Regions from separate parts of the Mus musculus genome. Here region 1 is linked to region 2. Evidence: chromatin contacts called from ENCODE Hi-C or POLR2A ChIA-PET data. All regions are on one chromosome and are shown on one strand. The core of a region is the stretch at or near the end of the contact, and the rest is flanking DNA. Distances in the headings are between cores, read along the strand shown.

Region 1 (5,074 bases), core at 2,383-4,882, 47 kb before region 2:
TGCCTAAGAATTTCATGAATTCATTGTTTTTAATAGCTGAGTAGTACTCCATTGTGTAAATGTACCACATTTTCTGTATCCATTCCTCTGTTGAGGGGCATCTGGGTTCTTTCCAGCTTCTGGCTATTATAAATGAGGCTAATCTTAATCACTTCTCCAAGCGCCCACCTCCCAAGCACCACACACGATGTTTCTATCTTCTGATACCCACAGCGGGCATTATATTCAACATGGGAGTGCTCAGGAGACAAGCTCAAACCATATCCTAACTATAGCAGACATGAGTTCTGGGAGAGCAGGGTTGGTGGGTGGGATACTGAGGTTTTAGGATATTCTTCCTAAATTCCATATTGAAAGTTAATCTTCTATCTAATAGTATTTAGACAAGTCCCTTTTAAGTAAGATTGTGACCTTGTAAAATATGCATTTACCCTTTTTTAAAATTCCACTTTCCAGTTTTAAGGGCACAGCAACACTGTGCCCCTTTTTTTTTTTTTTTTAACATTTGTGTGTGTGCACAGGCATGACTGTGCATGTTGTGGCACCTGCATGGATATCAGAGGACAACTTTCTGGAGTCAGTTTTTTGTTTCAACTCTGTGGGTCCCAAGAGTTACACCTGGTTCATCAGGCTTAGTGGCCAGTACCTTGACCCCCTGAACTATCTCACTGCCTTCACAGGACACCACATTGAGAGCAGACAGCAAACCTGCTGGCAACTTGAACTTCTCAGCTTTCAGACCTATAAGGCAATTTTTCATTGTTATAATCCTCCCATTCTTGGATACTTTGATATTCAGAACAATTGCCTTAAACAGACAAGCACAACAGAATTCAGTTGCAGAATGAAATGATACATTAAAAGTGACATACCAAGGGACCAGCAGGTCCTACAGCCTAATGTCTAGCTTACCAGAAAGTCACCAGAGTGACCTCTAGTGGCTGCTTCAGCCTACTGTGGCTAAGGGTCCAGGGTTCAGAGGCGTGGCCAGCGATGGCTCTGAAAAACTGCAATCAGGAGAAGATTCACAATGATGACTCCTGGCTTCTATATGTAAATGTACCTCTGAAACAATTTTACCACTTTCTTTTGGTGCTTACATAAGGTCAAAGCATATATATATATATATATATATATATATATATATATATATGTGTGTGTGTGTGTGTGTGTGTGTGTGTGCGCACCTGTGCACCTGCATACATACATGCACACACACCACCTGCATACCACTCACCACAGAGGAAAAGAGCCACAGTCTGGAAACAAAGAAACAAGCAAACAAACAAATGAGTAAAAACAGCAAGAGAATACAGTTTACAGCTGCCGAAGTTAGTGGTCATGCCTTGATCAGATCTGGCAACTACTAGTTCCTACAAACACTGGAGAACTCCCTTGATGAGAAGAAGTAAAAAAGATGAAATAAAAATCCAAACACTGAAATTAAAGACATGGGGCAGGAGGTACACCTTTATGGGAAAGTCCTTGTCTGGCACATCCAGGAGGCCTGGGTTCCATTCCCAGCTCAAGCCAAAAGAAAGGAAAAACCGTGCTCTGAAAAAAATTATTTTTACTCTATTTGTCCTTGCCTGTATACTAACCCATTTGGATAAAAACTAGTGTGTGTGTGTGTGTGTGTGTGTGTGTGTGTGTGTGTGTGTGTGTGATATAGGGAAAACTACATATTAAAATGAATAAGATGAGGTCATGCCTGCTCCATGTGGTCTAAGCATGGCCAGGAGACTGCACCAGGCCATGGGGGGAGGGGAGGGAGAGAGGAAAAGTAGTGAGAGGAGAGGGATGAGGAGTAGAGACCAAGGGTCAAGAGAACCAGGAAAGACAAGAGAGCACAGGGCTGAAATGTCAGGATTGTATAGGATAGAGAAGCTGGAGGAAGAGAACCAAGTACCCTGGACTGGAGAGGCTTAGGGGAGGGGATGGGATGGGAAGAGTTGAGAAGAGCACAGGGACTAAGGGAGACTAGAAGCCAGCATGCAATTTTCAAATGCTAATATGCACTACAGTTAGCCATTTGCTTCTTTAGTATCTGACAAAAAGACAATTTCATATGTGTGTGTGTGTGTGTTAAATGGGAGGAAAAATATATAAATATATATATATATATATATATATATATGCTTTGATCTTATGTAAGCACCAAAAGAAAGTGGTAAAATCGTTTCAGAGTATTGTTGACCCTTACTTTAGGCTTGAGCTGGGGATGGAACCCAAGGCCTCATGGGTGTGGCAGGCATCTACATTCCCAAGGTGGTGCACCTCTTGTCCCAAGTCTTTAACTGCAGTGTTTGGATGCGTATTTTCATCCTTTTGACATCCTGTCATTGAGGGGGTTCCCCAGTCTTGTTGAAATAGCAGTGAAGTTGCCAAATCTATCAAATCATGACAACTAACTACGTCAACTGGAAACTGTATTTCCTTTCTGTTTTCATTTCCTTTGCTTCTTTTTTGTTTGCTTGTTTGTTTTAAGACTGTGGTTCTTTTCCTGTGTGGTGAGTGGTGAGTGTGCACACCTTGCTTGTGTGCACATATGTAGGTGGGAGCACAGATACATGTGCATATTAAAGCCAGGGGTTAGCACTCTGAGTCTCCCACTATCATTCTCCACATTATTTTTTGAGACAAGATCTCTCACAGACCCAGGAGCCCCCTGAGTGAGCAAGACTAGCTGGCCATTGACCTCCTCTTAGGGAATGCTTGTCCCCACCCCCATCCCCACTCCAGCACTAAGATTACAGAGGCCCAGAGATCCAAACTCAGGTCCCCATGGTTGGATGGTAAATGAGGCACCAACTGACCCATCTCCCCACCCTCCTTTCTCCTCTTTTCATTAGTTCCCATGTCTAACAAACACCAACCCATGTGTAGTGACCCTCACTAACAGTAGCATTATTCCGTTATCCTCTGAAGAAAGATTAAAAAACAATTAAAAACTTAAAAAAAAAAAACTCTGTGATTTTAAAGATCCAGGCACTTCAAGGGAGAATAAAGTTGAGTATGTGGAGGTAATGATTGCCTGGGCTAATCAATTCTAATTTTAGTTTGATATTAATCCAAAGTTTTAGTCTAATAGTTGAGAATGGTGACTTGAGGGCCTCTCCAGCCTGCTGTGGTCACAGAGCTAGCCTTGACACCTGAAAAGCAGAGCAGCCAAGGATGTTGCTTAAAACTGGTATTCTGGGTCCTTATCCAAGGGGTCACAAAGGTATTTCTCCTCCCCCACCCCCCACACCACACACACACACACACACACACACACACACACACACACTCCTTTGCATTCTGCAGTGTTTCTGTGAAATTCAAAAGAAAATCTTTTGACCTGGAATAGAGGACATTTATCCTCTTGGCCATTTGCAGCTGAGGAAAAATAAGTTACTGGGTCTCTGCTTAGAGGCGTAGAGAAAAAAGCCTGGAACTGAGGAAAGTAATTGCCCCTTGGGAGTACCTGCAATCTTCTGCTTTTATTTCAAAAGACCTGCAAGCTCAGTTTTAAAGGGTCACCAGAGAAAAGGCCTCTCCACCCAGCTTGGACTTGCCAGGAAGACACACCCCTTCTGCGTACTATAAAGGCAACACCTGGCTCTGAGCACTTCTTCCTAGGTCAGCTGCAAGTGGAGCCAGACCTGCTAAGCAAGAGGTAAGGTCAATGCAGGGAGGTGGCTGGGAAGAGGTAGCCAGACCTCCCCACTGCTTCTTCAGGAACCAGCATGCTCCCGGTACCTCCCCCTCATCCAAGAAGTGACCAGAAAATACTCTGTGGATCCCCAACTACACCCCACTCCAGGCCGCAGGCCAGAGGGAGGAAGGTGATCCTAGCCACCGTTTTTCTTTCCCTCACCTTTCTTTTTGAATCTTAATCTGAGAGACAGTGCCCTGCAACTCCATAGGGTCAATCCTGGCTGCAGGGAGGCTGGGAGGGAAGGAAGCTGGTGAGATCCTAGACCCTCAACAATGAGAAATCCATGTGGCCCTGGTAGCTAAACATCCAGAGACACACGGCTGTGATTGGCCTGTACTTGGACAAACTGGAGCTCTGAGTTTGGGACCCAGCTGAATTAGCAGATGAGCCTCAAGCAGGGCTTGCTTACCCACTGCAGGAATCAGCTTGTTTGCAAACGGGACACAGAGGAGTGTTCCTCTTCCCTGTCACCCACATCTTACTTATTTGAGTGGCATTCTCAAATTCGCATATTTCACTCCAGCTGAGACTTCAGCCTTGACCTCAGGCATGCAAAACTGAATCCCTGGAGAACGAAAAGGATAACATTGTTATCTTTACCAGAATCTAATCTATGTAGAGTAGGTCCACGTGGTTTTCTGGATTCATTGCCTAAATGAACTAGAACTTGACATCCCACAATGGCTGAGCTCCAGACAGAAGGCTGTGTAGTGTGGACACTGTGTCAAGGCCACCTGCATGGTCCCTTTTCAGACACAACCTGTCTCAAAGGCTAGAGACATGAGACACCCTAGGTCCTGGTCTTGTGTCACTGCTGAAATCTGACCCCTGCTTTTGTGCCTGGGGCAATATTCTTGCCCTCTTGGGGAAAAAAATGGGCGGGAACACGGGTAACCAACTGCAGGTCCTAGGGGTGGGCGGCCTTGCTGACATAGTTGGCAATGTTGATCCCCCTTCTGTTGCAGCCTTCACCATGGGGCAGCTGAGTTCAGCCAACAACCTCTTTGCTTTGGAGCTGTTCCACACCCTGAATGAGAGCAACCCCACAGGAAATACCATCTTCTCTCCCGTCAGCATTTCTTCTGCCTTGGCCATGGTCTATCTGGGGGCCAGAGGCAGCACTGCAGCCCAACTCTCTAAGGTTAGCAGAAGCAAAACTGGCATAGCTCTCCCTCCCATCTCCATGCTAAAAGCTGTGCCTCAGAGTTCTTCTGGTGTGTTTTCTAAGCCATGTCAAACTGAGTTCAATAGCTACTCATGGTGCAGTCAGACATTCAGAAAAGACACCCTCCTCCTGAAAAGCCAGGTATTAGTTCATAACCGGCTTTAACTGAGCATAGAGCAGAGTCTCTGCTCAGTTGGGGAAACAGTGAA
Region 2 (4,945 bases), core at 754-3,253:
CCAGAAGGCCTCAGACACAAGAGTTTCAAGGGAGGGACCCAGTGCACTACAGGACTCAGGATACCACAACTGCCCCCACGTTGTAATATGGCACTCTTTGGTTCTGCTGTCCCTCTGAAAGTCCTTGATGTTGTGTCATGATGTCTCGGGCCAGCTGGTTGTGAGGTGGTGCAGTGTGGCACATTCTCCTGGATTTAAAGGGATGGCTTTATGAGGTAAGTCCTAGGCAGCCATGGAGTCACCAGAGAGTGCTGCTTCTTGGAGCCTGGGGTTGTAACACTGCGAAGTTCCCACCAGGAAGATGTTTCGAGGAATTAAAGAGGGGTTCTTTTCCAAGATTCCTGATCAGCAGAGCATTATTACAGACTTCAGCAGCCTGGGAAAGCCACAAGCACTGGACTCAGCCCATGAGGGCTGCTGCGTCATCGACATCTGGTGGTTATGGGGTTGAAGTCCACCAGAGCCTTGGACATCCATGACCCTGCCCTGTCTGACTGTAGAAACAGGGAGGTGTAATGGTGGTATTCAAGCCTCAAGTTGTCCCAGTGCTTGTAATGCTGGACTTTGAAAGTCTGTAGGACCTACCACTTTTTCCTTGTCACTGATTTTTTTAAAAAGGAAATTCTGTTCTAAGCTGGTCCCATTTTATTTCAGAAGAAACTAACTTATTTGACTCCACGGGCTCACTGGGGATATTTTGAATTTCATTTCTGATTCTGGTAATACTAGAATAACGTTGAGCTACATGGATGAATATATTTTGTATGTGAAAAGGACTATGTCCATTTATGTTGTTATAGTAAAACATTTGTGGCTTGATAATTATGAATTCTCCATGTTCAAGACTCAGCATCTGAACTAGCCTTCATCTAGACAAGGTCCCAGAAAGTGTAAGGCATCAAGGTATCATAGGGGGGAAAAAAGGAGCGCAGATCTATCTCTTCTGATCTTCTCATCTCTCCTTCTCTTATTAAAGCTTGGAGTCATAGTCCTTAAGAGCTGGGGCGTGCTCGCCACCTAGTGGTCATGAAGATGATATTCTGGAATTCAGTCAGGCGTCCCCACCCTGAGAACCCTGTGTAATCTTAATCACTTCTCAAAGTCCTCACCTCCCAAACACCACACACGAAGTTTCTATCTTCTGATACCTCACAATAGGCATTATATCCAACACGGGAGTGCTCAAGAGACGTGCTGACCCACCTCCCCATCTTCCTTTCTCCTCTTTTAGTTCCCGAGTCTAACAAACACTAATCCATGTGTTGTGACCCTCACCTACAGTAGGATTCTTCCTTTGTCCTCTGAAGAAAGACAAGAAGCACTAAAAGTTCTGTGAATTTACAGTTCCAAACACTTCAAGGAGAATAAAGCTGAGCCCATCAAGTTAACAATGGCCTGGGCTAGTCAATTCTAATTTAAGTTGCATAGTGAGGGGATTTGTCCAAACTTTTAGTCTAATAGTGGGGAATTGTGGGTTGAGGGCTTCTCCAGCCTGGTGTGGTCCCTGAGCTAGCCTTGGCACCTGAAAGGCAGAGAAGACAAGGATCACCTATTGCTTGTAACTGGCAATCTGGGACCTTATCCAAAGGACCCCAAAGATATTTCTCCATCCCTACCTACATACCGCACAGAAAGGATTCCTTTTGATTTTACAGCGTTTCAGTGGAATTCAAGAAGGTATCTTTTGACCTGGAAGAAAGGACATTTATTTATTCTCTTGGCCATTTGCAGCTGAGGAAGAAATAACTTACCAGATCTCTGCTTAAAGAAATAATAATAATAATAATAATAATAATAATAATAATAATAATAATAAAAAGGCCTGCAACTGAGGAAAGTAAAGTCCCCTTGAGAGTGGCCACAATCTTCTGCTTTTATTTTGACAGCCCTCCAAGGTCGGGTTTTAAACACTCAGCCAAGAAAAGGCGCCTCCACCCAGCTTGGGCTTGCCAGGAAGACACGCCCCTTCTGCATGCTATAAAGGCAACAGCTGGCTCTGAGCACTTCATCCTAGCTGTAAGTGGAGCCAGACCTGCTAAGCAAGAGGTAAGATTCTCAGGGGTCATAGCAAGGAGGGAGGAAGCTGGCACCTCTTCCAGGAACCAGCACGTTCCTGGTACCTCACCCTCACCCAAGATGTAACCAGAAAATGCTCTGTGGATCCCCAACTGCACCCTACTCCAGGCCGCGGGCCCGAGGGAGGAAGGTGATCCTAGTTTTTCTTTCCCTCGGCTTTCTTTTTGAACCTTGATCTGGGAGACAGTGCCCTGAGCTTCATACGGTCAATCCTGGCTGCAGGGAGGCTGGGAGGGAAGGAAGCTGGTGAGATCCTAGATCCTCAACAATGAGAACTCCATGTGGCCCGGGTAGCTAAACAGCCAGGGACACACATTTGTGATTAGCCTGTACTTGGACAAACTGGAGCTCTGAGTTTGGGACCCAGCTGGATTAGCAGATGAGCCTCAAGCAGGGCTTGCTTACCCACTGCAGGAATCAGCTTGTTTGCAAAAGGGACACAGAGGAGTGTTCCTCTTCCCTGTCACCCACATCTTACTTATTTGAGTGGCATTCTCAAATTCGCATATTTCACTCCAGCTGAGACTTCAGCCTTGATCTCAGGCATGGAGAACTGAAGTAGTATGCTTGCCCTCTTAGGAAAAACAGGATGAGGTAGGAATTCCAAACTGTAGGGTCCTAGGGGTGGATGTCAGAGCTGAGGTAGGTAGTGTTGCTGGTGTTGTAGCTGGCAGTGCTGATCTCCCCTCTTTTGCAGACTTCACCATGGAGCAGCTGAGTTCAGCCAACACCCTCTTCGCCTTGGAGCTGTTCCAAACCCTGAATGAAAGCAGCCCCACAGGAAACATCTTCTTCTCTCCCTTCAGCATTTCTTCTGCCTTGGCCATGGTCATTCTGGGGGCCAAAGGCAGCACTGCAGCTCAGCTTTCTAAGGTTAGCAAAAGCCAAACTGGCCAGCTCTCCCTGCCATCTCCATGCTTGTTAGATGGTACAGTCAGACTTTCAGAGAGCCACACCCCCAAAACAGTCAGTTCTTCATTCACTACCAACTTTAAGTGAGATTAGGGCAGAGTCTCTGTTCAGTTGGGGACACAAAGTGAAGAAAGACAATGACACTACCTGTGGGTTTGGTTCTCCCATTCACAAGAGTGAATCACAGGCTTTCAGGTAAGCTAGCCCTGCACCTCCCCAGAGCTAGCTGTTTCCTGTTTTCCTTTTGCACTGATAACCACTACTCATAAATCATGCCAGTAATAGGGTCACCTTCAGGCATGACAAATATAAGAACATGCTACAGGAAGAGAGCTTGGTGGTGGTGGTTTTTTTATGGGGACAAAAGGTAAAGACAGCCACCTGTCTATGTTCCCAGGGTTAGCCCTGTGCCTCTCTCCAGCCTGATTTCACTGGCTGTGGCTCTGCAGGAGGAGGGATTGTAAAGTCCCTGTGGCCTGTTGGACAGGTCCTACCTCCTCTCAGTCCACCCCTGGGAGACAGCAGGTCACCTTTGCATCTCTCCCCACAGCTGCCTAGTCTTCCTTAATGGGTATGAAGGGCACTTCTGCTCTTGGTGTTCCTTAATTCTGAGAGGGGAATTCTGCCACCTTTGGAAATCATGACAGGAGTGGGTAAAGTGTTTCCTAACTGCACCTGCTGCTAGGTGCTTCTCGCAGGTTATGTCTGCTTCAGCATTAAGGCTTTTTACAGCTGACAGCATCAGGAAACAGTATACTGTCTCAAGGCCTTTCCCTCCCCATTTCAGTCTCGTAGGTGTGTCCATGTAGCAATCTAGTAAGCGGAGCTCAGAGAGTAGCATGGACTCTGGACCCTGTGTGCTTTTGTCCTTTGTGTCCTAGAAGCAAGTAATGAGGCCAGACCTCACACAACCATAAAAGGCCTGTTGATTTACAACTAGCAGAAGAGGAAGTAAACTCTCACCAGAATAAACTTAAGGAAGTTATTTCTCTAGAGAATGAGTTGTGGACCGTAATAAGATAAGCATTGAGAAAGAAGGTCTCAGTCACTCCCACGTTTTGGGTCTCACAACAGGAATGTGTCTTATTGACACTGTTTAGTTATTTCTGAGATTTAAAAAAAATTTTTTAACAAACTTGTATATGGCACAGTATATAAACTTGAATATACCATTTGAATCTTTATGGAAAAAATTTTGACATAAATATTTAACTTGTTAACCATTCACATTCGGGGAACATTTGAAAATTATTCAGAAGCTATGTTTAATGATGTCTCACAGAGCCATACATTTTTGGTTCCATTTTATTTCCTTTGCCAATGATATGTTAATAAAATATTGGGCTGGAGTTACTGGGTATCAAATAAAAGTAATTTGGTGGATGTAGACAACAGGGAATCACTTCATAGATGATTGTATGAAGAATGATGTCTTTCCTTTAGACTTTTCATTTTGACTCTGTTGAGGACATCCATTCACGCTTCCAAAGCCTGAATGCTGAAGTGAGCAAACGTGGAGCATCTCACACTCTGAAACTTGCTAACAGACTGTATGGAGAGAAAACCTACAACTTCCTTCCTGTAAGTACCTAGCACTTCACATTCTGAAACTTCCTGAAGTAACACAGACCTTTCCAGGCACAGACATGTTGCAGGTATTCATAAAAACAGCAAAGAATGCATGTGGGACTTTCATCTCATAGTCTTTCTAAGGAAAGGATCCATCCTGGATGACTTGAGAAAGCAAGGACTGAAGGGATGCCTCTGTGGAGAAGAGCGCTTCCTGTGCAAGTATGAGAAGCTAAGTTTGGATCCCAGAACCCAGAAAAATGCCTGGCATGGCTCTATAGTCTCCTGTGACCCCAGCCCTGTGGGAAAAAGAGCTATGAGGACCCCTTGGGTTTGTGGACCACGAGCCTAGGCAGGTTCAGTGGGAGACCTTGTTTTAAGGGAATAA

The links. Hi-C counts contacts between places; a loop is a spot of excess contacts on that map. ChIA-PET counts read pairs that join two places held with the same protein, here RNA polymerase II (POLR2A).
Region 1: a loop to region 2 is called in a map of Patski, with 5 times the contacts of the local background. The contact joins the promoter of Serpinb1c here to the promoter of Serpinb1a in region 2. A Hi-C loop is called at or near these places in 9 of 37 maps with a recorded cell type or tissue (CH12.LX, Patski, T-helper 1 cell and 4 more). POLR2A ChIA-PET finds 5 or more read pairs at or near these places in 1 of 5 experiments (Patski).

What each region holds. Positions count from the first base shown.
Region 1 is chr13:32,896,698-32,901,771 of GRCm38, reverse strand. It overlaps Serpinb1c (serine (or cysteine) peptidase inhibitor, clade B, member 1c), which reads left to right and starts at 3,632. Exons shown (of 7, transcript NM_173051.2): 1 at 3,632-3,658; 2 at 4,666-4,841. The coding sequence starts at 4,674.
Region 2 is chr13:32,848,243-32,853,187 of GRCm38, reverse strand. It overlaps Serpinb1a (serine (or cysteine) peptidase inhibitor, clade B, member 1a), which reads left to right and starts at 2,003. Exons shown (of 7, transcript NM_025429.2): 1 at 2,003-2,046; 2 at 2,774-2,949; 3 at 4,432-4,569. The coding sequence starts at 2,782.